Linked DNA regions of Homo sapiens: all the other regions are linked to region 2. A link is an interaction called in ENCODE POLR2A ChIA-PET data of the cell type or tissue named here. Cell type or tissue: B cell. All regions are shown on one strand.

The links. ChIA-PET counts read pairs that join two places held together with the same protein. Peaks named below come from ENCODE experiments on the same cell type or tissue, not always from the same donor. Only the 100,000 strongest peaks of a DNase experiment are listed, where the experiment ranks them.
Region 1: POLR2A ChIA-PET joins it to region 2 with 5 read pairs; 7 of 35 experiments call an interaction of 5 or more read pairs at or near these places.
Region 3: POLR2A ChIA-PET joins it to region 2 with 5 read pairs; 1 of 35 experiments calls an interaction of 5 or more read pairs at or near these places.

The regions. Positions count from the first base shown.
Region 1 is chr12:120,280,650-120,284,649 of GRCh38, reverse strand. It overlaps the pseudogene NME2P1. Among named protein-coding and RNA genes, the nearest start is that of RNU4-2, 9.3 kb to the left of the region's middle. RefSeq lists an enhancer at 3,987-4,000. In B cell, no CTCF peak of the experiment used is centred here; no DNase peak of the experiment used is centred here; H3K27me3 peaks cover 194 bases.
Region 2 is chr12:120,890,608-120,894,607 of GRCh38, reverse strand. All of the region lies in intron 1 of SPPL3 (signal peptide peptidase like 3), which reads left to right. Among named protein-coding and RNA genes, the nearest start is that of SPPL3, 12 kb to the left of the region's middle. In B cell, no CTCF peak of the experiment used is centred here; a DNase peak (open chromatin) is centred at 2,167; H3K27ac peaks cover 644 bases.
Region 3 is chr12:122,811,668-122,815,667 of GRCh38, reverse strand. CCDC62 (coiled-coil domain containing 62) reads right to left here. Exons shown (of 13, transcript NM_201435.5): 11 at 2,249-2,398. Among named protein-coding and RNA genes, the nearest start is that of HIP1R, 22 kb to the left of the region's middle. RefSeq lists an enhancer at 1,991-2,070 and a silencer at 3,256-3,431. In B cell, a CTCF peak has its summit at 2,193; a DNase peak (open chromatin) is centred at 2,137; H3K4me3 peaks cover 634 bases; H3K27ac peaks cover 1,420 bases.

The DNA of each region.
Region 1 (4,000 bases), 610 kb after region 2:
GAGGCAACCAGAGCCTTCCCAAGGCACTGTGTCCAAGTCGGCTGGGAATCCTGGACTTGCCCAAAGGCTGTGGCACAACCCTGACACTCCCCTTCATGAGTCAGACAGTCTTGGGTTTGAATCCTGACTCTTCCACTTTGTAGCTGTAGCTGGGAGCAGGTGACTTTACTTAATAAGCCTCAGTTTCCTGGCCTGTAAATAGGACATAAAACACCCATTAGGTTTTAAAGACTTAACGTGATGCTTTACACGTGTTAAACAATGTGTACTCAATAATAATAATATTTATTATTAACTCACAACAACTCGATTCAGCACTTGGGTGGCTGGATAAATCCCCAAATCTGTCCTTTTCCCTCTTAGCCCTAAAGTCTCACCTCGGTTCTTCAATGATGCTAATAGCTACAATTTCTCAGCCCTTTTTGTGCATTTTTGTTTTTGTTGTTAAATCCACATAACAGCCATGGAAGGCATATATATGTTTTATTATCCAGATTTACAAAGAAGGCAACTGAGGCTCAGAGTGGTCAAGTCACTTGGTCTCAAACCACACAACTACTAAGTATTAAACCTGTAGAACCTCACTCCCATTTTACTGAAGAGAAAAGTGAGGCTCAGAAAGGTGAAAGATGAGGTATCATGCCAAAGACTACACAGTTGGCAAATAGAACTGGGATTTTTTTTTTTTTTTTTAGATGGGGTCTCACTGTGTCACCCAGGCTGGAGTGCAGTGGTGGAAGCTCAGCTGACCGCAACCTCCGCCTCCCGAGCTCAAGCGATCCTCCCACCTCAGCCTCCCGAGTAGCTGGGACCACAGGCACCCACCACCACGCCTGGCTAATTTTTTGTTTTTTTGGTACAGACAGGGTTTCGCCATGTTGCCCAGGCTGGTCTCGACCTCCTGAGCTCAAGTGATCCACCCACCTCAGCCTGGGAAGTACTGGGATTATATGCGTGAGCCACTGCACCCAGCCAGAACTGAGATTTAAACCCTTGCCTGTTTTGGGTTTCCTGGACACGAGGAGCCTCTCCTAGAGGGCCGAAGGGCCTGGTAGGACCCACCCTCTGAGCCATGAGGCTCCTCCTTGAGATAAGCCAGGGGAGGCTGGAAACTTTCCGTCTTACTACCCCTATTCTGGGGCCCTCGGCATACCTTTCCAAATACCAACCCCTCCTTCCAGAATGCTCTTCCCACAGCCTCCCTTTCGCAAAACATCAAGCTAGGGTTAGCTCTTTTCCAGGAAATGTTTTCAAGTCTCAGTTGAATCACTCTTGAGCGGTTGAGGCCCCTCTTGTTATTGTCTGTACTGCCTTTCTTTTCTTTCTTTTTTCTTTCTTTTCTTTCTTTCTTTTTTTTTTTTTTTTTTGAGATGGAGTCTCACTCTATCGCCCAGCCTGGAGTGCAGTGGCGCGATCTCGGCTCACTGCAACCTCCGCCTCCCGGGTTCAACTGATTCTCCTGCTTCAGCCTCCCGGGTGGCTGGGACTACAGGCACGTGCTACCACGCCCGGCTACTTTTCCGTATTTTTAGTAGAGACGGGGTTTCACTGTATTAGCCACGATGGTCTTGATGTCCTGATCTTGTGATCCGCCCACCTCAGCCTCCCAAAGTGCTGGGATTACAGGCATGAGCTACCGCTCGCGGCCCGTCTGTGTCTCTTTCTTTCTATTTAACTTTCCCCTTCCTTCCTTCCTTCCTTCCTTCCTTCCTTCCTTCCTTCCTTCCTTCCTTCCTTCCTCCCTCCCTCCCTTCCTCCCCTCCCTCCCCTTCTCTCTTTCTCTCTTTTTTTTTTCCAGCTTCCAAAAGCTTTATTGGCAAATATGCTCTATAAAAGAATGATCAATCCTGTTGCCTCTAAGTCAGTAGAATGAAGAGCTGTGTCCAGGGACACACCACACCGTGCTGAAGGAGACTGCTGCTGTGTCCACCTCTTATTCATAGACCCAGTCATGAGCACAAGACTTGTAGTCAACCAGTTCTTCAGGCTTAAACCGTAGGCTGATTTCTTTTTCAGCACTTTTTACTGAATCACTGCCATGAATGATGTTCCTGCCAACCTGAATGCAAAAGTCCCCACGAATGGTGCCTGGCTTAGAATCTGCTGGATTGGTCTCCCCAAGCATCACTCGGCCTGTCTTCACGACGTTCAGCCCCTCCCAGACCATGGCCACGACCGGCCCTGAGTTCATGTACTTCACCAGCCCAGGGAAGAATGGGCGGTCCTTCAGGTCAATGTAGTGCTGCTTCAGGTGTTCTTCAGAGGCCGGGAGGAACTTCATGGCCACGAGGCGGAACCCCTTCTGCTCGAAGCGCTTGATGATCTTGCCCACCAGGCCGCACTGCATGCTGTCCGGCCTGATGGTGATGAAGGTGCGCTCGAGGTTGGCCGTGGTCCGGGAAGCTGGAGGGGCCAGGCGGCAGTGCTGCGCTCCTCTCTTTCTTTTTTGGAACAAGGACTTGCTCTGTCACCCAGGCTGGAGTGTAATGGTGTGATCATGGCTCACTGCAGCCTCCAACTCCTGGGCTCAAGCAATCTTCCTTCCTCAACATCCCCAGTACCTAGGACTACAGGTTGGCACCTCTACAACTGGATAATTTTTTAATGTTTTGTAGAGATGGGCTGTTTTCCTGAACTCAAGTGATCCTCCCGCCTGGCTTCCCTAAGTGCTGAGATTATAGGCACTAGCCACCACACCCGTCCAGTAGTGACATTTTTTTAAATGTACTTTTTAAAAATTATTTATTTATTTTATTTTTATTTTTTGAGACAGAGTCTCCCTCTTGTCACCCAGGCTGGACTGCAATGGTGCGATCTCAGCTCACTGCAACCTCCCACTCCTGGGTTCAAGTGATTCTCCTGCCTCAGCCTCCCCAGTAGCTGGGATTACAGGCATACCACCATGCCTGGCTAATTTTTGTATTCTTAGTAGAGACGGGGTTTCACCATGTTGGCCAGGCTGGTCTAGAACTCTTGACCTCGTGATCCGCCCGCCTCGGCCTCCCAAAATGCTGGGATTACAGGTGTGAGCCACTGTGCCTGGCCTATTTTTGTAAAATATTAATTTGTTTTAGCAATAGATTAAGTTACATATGTGGGCCGAGCTCAATGGCTCACACCTGTAATCCCAGCACTTTGGGTGGCCAAGGCAGGCAGATTACACGAGGTCAGGAGTTCAAGACCAGCCTGGCCAACATGGTGAGACCCCATCTCTACTAAAGATACAAAAAATTAGCTGGGCACGGTGGCATGCATCTGTAATCCCAGCTACTCAGGAGGCTGAGGCAGGAGAATCGCTTGAACCCAGCAGGCGGAGGTTGTAGTGAGCCGAGATCGTGCCATTGGACTGCAGCCTGGAAATAGAGCAAGACTCCGCCCCTAAAAAAAAAAATTCAAACTATGCAAAAGAGTACTTAGTGAAATCTCCTTTCTACTCTTGATTCCCAGCCACCCCATTCCTCCAGCCCCAACCCTAGCCAGTTAACATTGGTAGTGTGCATTCTTCCAGAGTTGTTTCAATTTAATTTGTATAAGTATCTTTTTTATCTTTTTTTTTTTTTTTTTTTTTTAGACACAGCCTCACTCTGTCCTCCAGTCTGGAGTATAGTGGCACACTGCATTCTTCACCTCCTGGGCTCAAGTGATCCTCCTACCTCAGTCTCCTGAGCAGCTGGGACTACAGGCGCCCACCACCATGCCCGACTAACTTTTTTCGTATTTTTTTAGAGATGGGGTTTCACCATGTTGCCCAGGTTGGTCTGGAACTCCTGGGCTCAAGCAGTCCACCTTCCCTGACCTCCCAAAGTGTTGGGATTACAGGCGTGAGCCACTGCACCCAGCCTTGTATAAGTACCTTTTTTTTTTTTTTTTGAGACGGAGTTTCACTCTTGTTGCCCAGGCTAGAGTGCAATGGCTCAATCTCTGCTCAACACAACCTCCCCCTCCGGGTTCAAGTGATTCTCCTGCCTCAGCCTCCCGAGTAGCTGGGATTACAGGCGTA
Region 2 (4,000 bases):
TTCATCTGAGGCCTCAGGCTTGGGCTTCACTCTTGACCTAGATAGGGCAGGTGTAGCAAAGAAAGTTTTGTTCATTTCTTCTTCAAGCTAGTTATACAGTCATTGTGACCTACGTACAGTGCCTGACTTTGTTTTGTTGTTTAAGTTTTGTCTAGACCTTGTTTAGCTTGACCTTCCAAACTTGACTAAATCTTCAAGCTTTGCCTGATAGCCTTTGACTGTATACTCTGACTTTATAAACTTATGAAATTTACACTCATTTCTTTTTTGTTTGTTTGTTTTTGAGATGGAGTTTCGGTCTTGTTGCCCAGGCTGGAGTGCAGTGGCACCATCTTGGCTCACCGCAACCTCTGCCTCCCGGGTTCAAGTGATTCTCCTGCCTCAGCTTCCCGAGTAGCTGGGATAACGGGCATGCGCCACCACGCCCAGCTAATTTTGTATTTTTAGTAGAGACGGGGTTTCTCCATGTTGGTCAGGCCGGTTGTGAACTCCTGACCTCAGGGTCATCTGCCTGCCTCAGCCTCGCCAAGTGCTGGGATTACAGGCGTGACCCACTGCACCCGGCCCCCTACACTCATTTCTTATAACCGCTTGCAAAAATACTACTTTTAGAAGTAAAGATTAGTTGTGAAAAACAAATACCTTTGCCACTGATTAGTGCAAATGTTTCTAGAAATGCCATCTGGGACTATGGCTAGGCTGGCTGGAACTAGTTGAAGATTTGAGGTAAGAACAATTAACCAAAAGGTAAGAGTATGGAGAGGAAAAAATGGAAGACCAGAAATTGAGGCTTGGGAAACTCACAATTAAGAAATGTCAGGAAGAAGAGGAATCAGAAGAGGCTCCATCAGAGGTAGGATAATTAGGAAAGTGCAGTGGCGATGAAAAGGCATAAGAGAATTTTTAGGGGCAGGAGTGTAAAAAGCTACAAGGATTCAGAGAGAATGAAGAAAAAGCAGGCTATTGAATTTGTAAAGGAAGTCATTACTGAGAGTGCACTGCTAAGATCAGAGTAGTGGGGGTGGAAGCCCAATCAGGGGTAGGTCATAAAGAAATAAAGGCATCTTCTGGGTACTGGCCATTTGTTTGAGATGTGAAAGACTTGAGGAAAGAGAATGGTTGGTACAGACAGCAGGGTCATAAAGGTCTTCTTTTTGTTTTTTATAAATAAGGGAGATAATTGTATATTTGCAGGCAGGGAGAGAAAATTGATCTCGGAAAAAAATATATATTTTTTTCACGCCATTCTCCTGCCTCAGCCTCCCAAGTAGCTGGGACTACAGGCGCCCGCCGCCACGCCTGGATAATTTTTTGTATTTTTAGTAGAGACAGGGTTTCACTGTGTTAGCCAGGATGGTCTCGATCTCCTGACCTCATGATCCGCCCACCTCGGCCTCCCAAAGTGCTGGGATTACAGGCGTGAGCCACTGCACCTGACCCAGTATTTTTTTTTACTGTAGTTTCAGTTTAGAGATTTCTACCTTTTAAAGAATTATTAAGGGTTTCAGTTAGGGGTTGTAAAGAGAATTTCAGAGGAGTCCTTAGTGTGTACGTTTAGTTTTTGTCTCTCTTGGTTTGTATATTGTCCACTAAATTTTGGGTTGTATTTTTTTTTTTTTTTTTCCCGAGACAGAGTCTTGCTCTGTCACCCAGGCTGGAGTGCAGTGGCACCATCTCGGCTCACTGCAACCTCTGCCTACCGGGTTCACGCCATTCTCCTGCCTCAGCCTCCCGAGTAGCTGGGACTACAGGCGCCTGCCACCATGCCCGGCTAATTTTTTGTATTTTTAGTAGAGACGGGGTTTCACCGTGTTAGCCAGGATGGTCTCGATCTCCTGACCTTGTGATGCACCCGCCTTGGTCTCCCAAAGTGCTGGGATTACAGGCGTGAGCCACCGCGCCTGGCCTCTAATTTTGGGTTGTATCGTATTTTAATAGCCTTTGTGTTTTTTATTGTTGGAATATAAAATCTACCCTCTACAATCTGACTTTCAAAACAATCTGGTCTTATAACCCTGCTTCCCTATATTTCCTTTAAATATTACGTGTTACTTCAGCCACACTGGGTTACTTCTGTTTCCTCTTTTATGTACGGTGACTCTTCTGCCTCGTTTGCCCTTCTTCCAAGTCTCTAAACATGTTGACTCCTACCCATTTTTCAAGGTCTGACTGCAATGTTTTCCCCTTGCTGTGGAGCCTTCTTTCTGATTGGCGCAGGAGAAATGTTCTTCTGATGTCTACAGCTCTTTATCTGTTCCTGTCATGTGGGCAGCACTCAGGATTTTCTGACCTTGTATTGAATGTATTTAATATGACCATCTTCCCGTTTTGACAATGCACTTTGTAAGGGTAGGTTCAAAGCCATTAATTTCATGGTGCAAGGACCTACAGATAGTAGGTGCTCAGATTTTCTTTGTAAAAGAATGAATATTTTAGGGGTGAAATTTGTTAGATGCTGGATTTTAGAATAGAATGTCTCCCTAAAAATATGGTGACAAGGCACATGGAAGAGAGGAGAGAACATCTTACTGCTCTTTGAAGGAAGTACAGAAATAAAATGGTTACTGTTAAGTTGGTTCAAGTGTTATGTCCAAATTTGCCTAACTTTCTAATATCCTGACAACACCTAGAGAAAGAAAGGGACTCAGCTAAGGGAGACATTTACAAAGGGCCACAAGCCCTTTAGAGCGCTCTTCTTCATTCAGCTTAGTCTTCTTGAACATGACCACTGACTCACTTATAAAAGTATAAGTAAAATACAAGTTTATTTATACTTTATATTTCCCAAACAGCCATTTATTAAATATGTGGCATATATTACTTGTTTCCTAAAGTGGAGACACTCAGCTGCTTTTTTTTTTTTTTTTTTTTAGAATTTGCAAAACAGTCTTAGGGAAAAAAATTTCAGTAACATGCTCATGTGAAAATATTTTGCAGGAAACATCTCGAGATATGAGTATAAGCTGTATGTAAACTAGCTTTTGAACAATGTAATATTTCTCTCTCACTACTATTTCAGGAATTCATAGTCTTTGTATTACGCTTTTGTTTAAAAAGCTAAAAAAATTTTTTTAATAGAAACTTATTTTGCCGTTTTTTTCTCCTTTTTCTAAAAGTCTGTTTTCTTTTTCAGCTCATTTCTTGTCCTTTGTTTTATAATTATTCAGAAAGGGCAATTGAAAAAAATCTCGTGGCCTGATGTGTGCTTATTTTAAAGTTAATAGATATAGCAGTGCCTCAATCTTAGGTCAGAATTAAATAACACCGTCATCTGGAATAGGCATAAACCAGACATTTGGGAGATTAGGAGTTAGTTTTGTTTTTGAACCTTTGTATCTTTGCAGTGGTGAAAACTCACAGGCCTAAGGATGATGTATTAGGCTGGATTCCTGGGTAGCAAAGGTTATAAAACCATGGGCAGATGTTATCAACCAGCTTAGGAAAAAGGGAATAACAAGTAGAAGTAGGGAAGAAATGTGAATGGCAAATGTGATTGAGCAATAGAAGCAGAGGCGAAGGTTAGAGATGAAGTGGAAAAAGGAGGCAGCTACCAGAAAGTAGACAGCTAAACCAGAGTCATTGTGTAGCAAAGGTGCAGATGGCCCAAGACATCTCTGGAAATCCACCTTTGTGTTCAGGTTAGATTTACCAAGTTGATAATGAGTCAACCTTTAGTGATAGGATAGATAGTCTTAGCTTGTCCTGTTAGCTGTTGAGAGCATCGGGTTTCGGCTTCACAGCTAGATACCTCGGAGACATTCTTGATTCTCATCAAATAATAAGGCCTGTTGACTTTTCGCTCCGTGTTTGTGTGTATATGTAGAATATTATTTAATATATTTTAAATTTGCTTCCTCTCCCTTTTCCTAAATTTTTGTTCCAAGATGACCCTTCCCTTTTTTCCCTTAAAGTTTTGAGGACATGAATAATGTTCATGTGTTTATCCTCAGTGGTCTGGCCCATAGTTTATTAAAAGTGAAGATTATTCTGGATTTGATTT
Region 3 (4,000 bases), 1.9 Mb before region 2:
AGACCATCCTGGCTAACACGGTGAAAGCCCGTCTCTACCAAAAAATGCAAAAAATTAGCCGGGTGTGGTGGCGGGCGCCTGTAGTCCCAGCTACTCGGGAGGCTGAGGCAGGAGAATGGCGTGAACCCGGGAGGCGGAGCTTGCAGTGAGCCGAGATCGCGCCACTGGCACCAAGGCCTGGGCGACAGAGCGAGACTCCGTCTCAAAAAAGAAAAAAAAAAACCTGTTAAGTTGGAAGTAATCAAAATTTTAAATTTCGCTTTTTAAAAGACACTGTTAAGAAAAGCCAGGCCAGGCACAGCGGCTCACGCCTATAATCCCAGCACTTTGGGAGGCTGAGGCAGGAGGATTGCTTGAACCCAAGAGTTTGAGACCAGCCTGGGCAACATTGTGGGACCCTGTTTCTACAAAAAATAAAAACATCAGCTGGGTGTGGTTTCGTGTACGTGTAATCCCAGCTACTCAGGAGGCTGAGGTGGGAAGATCACTTGAGCCTGGGAGTTGGAGGTTCAAGTTGGCCCTGCATTCCAGCCTGGGTGACAGAGCAAGACTGTCTCTAAAAAACAAATAAATAAGCTGAGCATGGTGGCTCATGCTGATAGTCCCAACACTTTGGGAGGCTGAGGCAGGAGGATTACTTGAGGCCGGGAGTTCAAGCAGCCTGGCAAACAGAGTGGGCATGGCAGTGCGTGCCTGTGGTCCCAGCTACTTGGGAGACTGAGGTGGGAGGATTGCTTGAGCCCAGGAATTTGAGGCTGCAGTGAGCTGTGATCACGCCTGCGAATAGCTACTGCACTCCAGCCTGGGCAACAGAGGAAGATGCTGTCTCAAAAATAAATAAATACACAAAATTAAAATTAGGCCGGGCAGGGTGGCTCATGCTTGTAATCCCAACACTTTGGGAGGCCAAGGCAGGTGGATCACTTGAGGTCAGGAGTTCGAGACCAGCCTGGTCAACATGGTGAAACCCCGTCTCTAATAAAAATGCAAAAATTAGTGAGGCATGGTGGCAGGTGCCTGTAATCTCAGCTACTTGGGAGGCTGAAACAGGAGAATTGCTTGAACCCAGGAGGCAGAGAATTGCAGTGAGCTGAGATCGTGCCATTGCACCCCAGCCTGGGCAACAAGAGCAAAACTCAGTCTCAAAAAAAAAAAAAAAAAAATTAAAAGTCCATATCTGTTAGAGAGACATCATGATCATGAAATATTTATGAGTGACATGATATGATGCTGAGCTAAAATGCTTCCAAAGAAAACGTGTATGGATGGGGTAAGATAAAATCGATGGTGGTCAAAGGTGAGTGACCGTGCCATTCTTTCCACTTCAGTGCATATTTGAAATTTTCTTTCTTTCTTTCTCTCTCTCTTTTTTTTTTTTTTTTTTTTTTGAGGTGGAGCTTTGCTCATTGCCAAGGCTGGAGTGCAATGGCACAATCTCGGCTTACCATAACCTCCACCTCCGGGGTTCAAGCAATTCTCCTGTCTCAGCCTCCCGAGTAGCTGGGATTACAGGCATGTGCCACTATGTCCGGCTAATTTTGTATTTTTAGTAGAGACGGGGTTTCTCCATGTTAGTCAGGCTGGTCTTGAACTCCTGACCTCAGGTAATCCACCCGCCTCGGCCTCCCAAAGTGCTGGGATTACAGGCATGAGCCACCACGCCCGGCCTTGAAACTTTCTATAATAAAATTTGGTTTTTTAAAACATTTCCAGCTGGCCGTGGTGGCTCACGCCTGTAATCCTAGCACTTTGGGAGGCCAAGGTGGGTGGATCACTGGAGATCAGGAGTTTGAGACCAGCCTGGCCAACATGGTGAAACCCTGTCTCTACTAAAAATATAAAAATTAGCCGGGCATGGTAGAGTAGGCCTTTAGTCCCAGTTACTTGGGAGGCTGAGGCAGGAGAATCACTTGAACCCGGGAGGTGGAGGTTGCAATGAGCTGAGATCGTGCCACTGCACCTCAGCCTGGGCGACAAGAGCAAAACTCTGTACCCGCCCCCTCCAAGAAAAAAGTCCCCAAGAATTTATCTTCATATGCCCCAGATCATTAGAAAGAGGAAGTTTGGGTCCAGTGACATCTAAGTGTAACTTTTTCCTCCTTAAAACAAGCATGTTCCCTTTCCTCCCTAGAGACACAGAAACTCTCCCTCTAACAGAAAGGCCGCCCTGCCGGTGATATTTGCACACTGGTGTTCAGTGGTGTGTTTGGATGTGACAAATATAGTCAAGAGAAAATGAAACGCATACATTTGTGGCACTGCCAGTGAGATTCTCATGGCTGATGGGCAGCAGTGTGCTCAGCTCCAGGTCCGTCACCATCTGACGAGATTCCGCCAGCAAACGCTGGAGCTTGCTCGTGGGCGAGAAATCATCCTGGGAGGGTAACACAATTGAAGCCTACAGGAAATTAAGAGGCACCTTTAAATGCTTAGGTTTACAAACACAAATGCTAACTACCTAGGAATATTGTTTTCTTTTTTCTTTCTCTTGCTCTGACGCCCAGGCTGAAGTGCAGTGGCACAATCACAGCTGATTGCCTCAAGCTCCTGGGCTCGAGTGATCCTCCTGCCTCAGCCTCCTGAAAAGCTGGGACCATAGGTGTGTGCAACCACACCGAGCAATTTTTTTTTTGGTAGAGGTGGGATCTCACTATGTTGCCCAGGCTGGTCTTGAACTCCTGGCCTCAAGTTACCCTCCTGCCTCGGCCTCCCAAAGTGCTGGGGTTATAGGCGTGAGCCACTACACCCGATCACCTGTGAATATTTCTTTGTCTTTAGGTGTTACAAAGCAAAGCTGGACATCAAATAGTAGAATAAGAATAACTAAATTCATTCCTTTTCTTTCTTTCTTTCTTTCTTTCTTTCTTTCTTTCTTTCTTTCTTTCTTTCTCTCTCTCTCTCTCTCTCTCTCCCTCCCTCTCTCTCTCTTTCTTTTTTTTTTTTTTTGAGACGGAGTCTCGCTCTGTCACCCAGGCTGGAGTGCAGTGGCATCATCTCGGCTCACTTCAAGCTCCACCCACCTCAGCCTCCCAAGTAGCTGGGACTACAGGCACCCACCACCATGCCTGGCTAATTTTTTTTTGTATTTTTTAGTAGAGACGGGGTTTCACCACGTTAGCCAGAATGGTCTCAATCTCCTGACCTCGTGATCTGCCTGCCTCAGCCTCCCAAAGTGCTGGGATTACAAGTGTGAGCCACCGCACCCGGCCTCTTTTTTTTTTTTTTGAGACGGAGTTTTGCTCTTGTTGCCTAGGCTGGAGTGCAATAGTGTAACCTCAGCTCACTGCAACCTCCACCTCCCGGGTTCAAGTGATTCTCCTGCCTCAGCCTCCCGAGTAGATGCGGCTACAGTTGCCCGCCACCACACCTGGCTAATTTTGTATTTTTAGTAGAGACAGGGTTTCACCATGTTGGCCAGGCTGGTCTTGAACTTCTGACCTCCAGTGATCCATCCGCCTCGAACTCCCACAGTGCTAGGATTACAGGCGTGAGCCACTGCACCCAGCCCCCTTTATTTCTTAGAACCTACTCAGTTAAATAATTTGACTTAAACAGAACTTACTACAGCTAATGAAGTAACACCCATGCGATAAAAGAATCCTAGGCATTGGTTAACTCTCCTCAACCAACTTGTCAATGCTGTATTTAGCATGTCAAAATACTTGCAAAATAGGACAACATTAAAGGCTTATAAGCCTTGAAAAATATGTGGGTATGTGCCTTCGTTTATTCCTATTAAATTTCAACTTTGGGATGTGAAGTTTGGCATGAAAATTAGTCACTGCCAATTGCTCTTAAAGGGGCCTAGACTGAATTTTTTTTTTTTTTTTTTTTTTTTTTTTTTTTGCAGATGGAGTCTCACTCTGTTGCCAGGCTGGAGTGCAGTGGCGTGATCTCAGCTCACTGCAACCTCCAACTCCCGGGTTCAAGCAATTCTCCTGCCTTTCAGCCTCCCGAGTAGCTGGGACTACAGGCATGTGCCACCACGCCCAGCTAATTT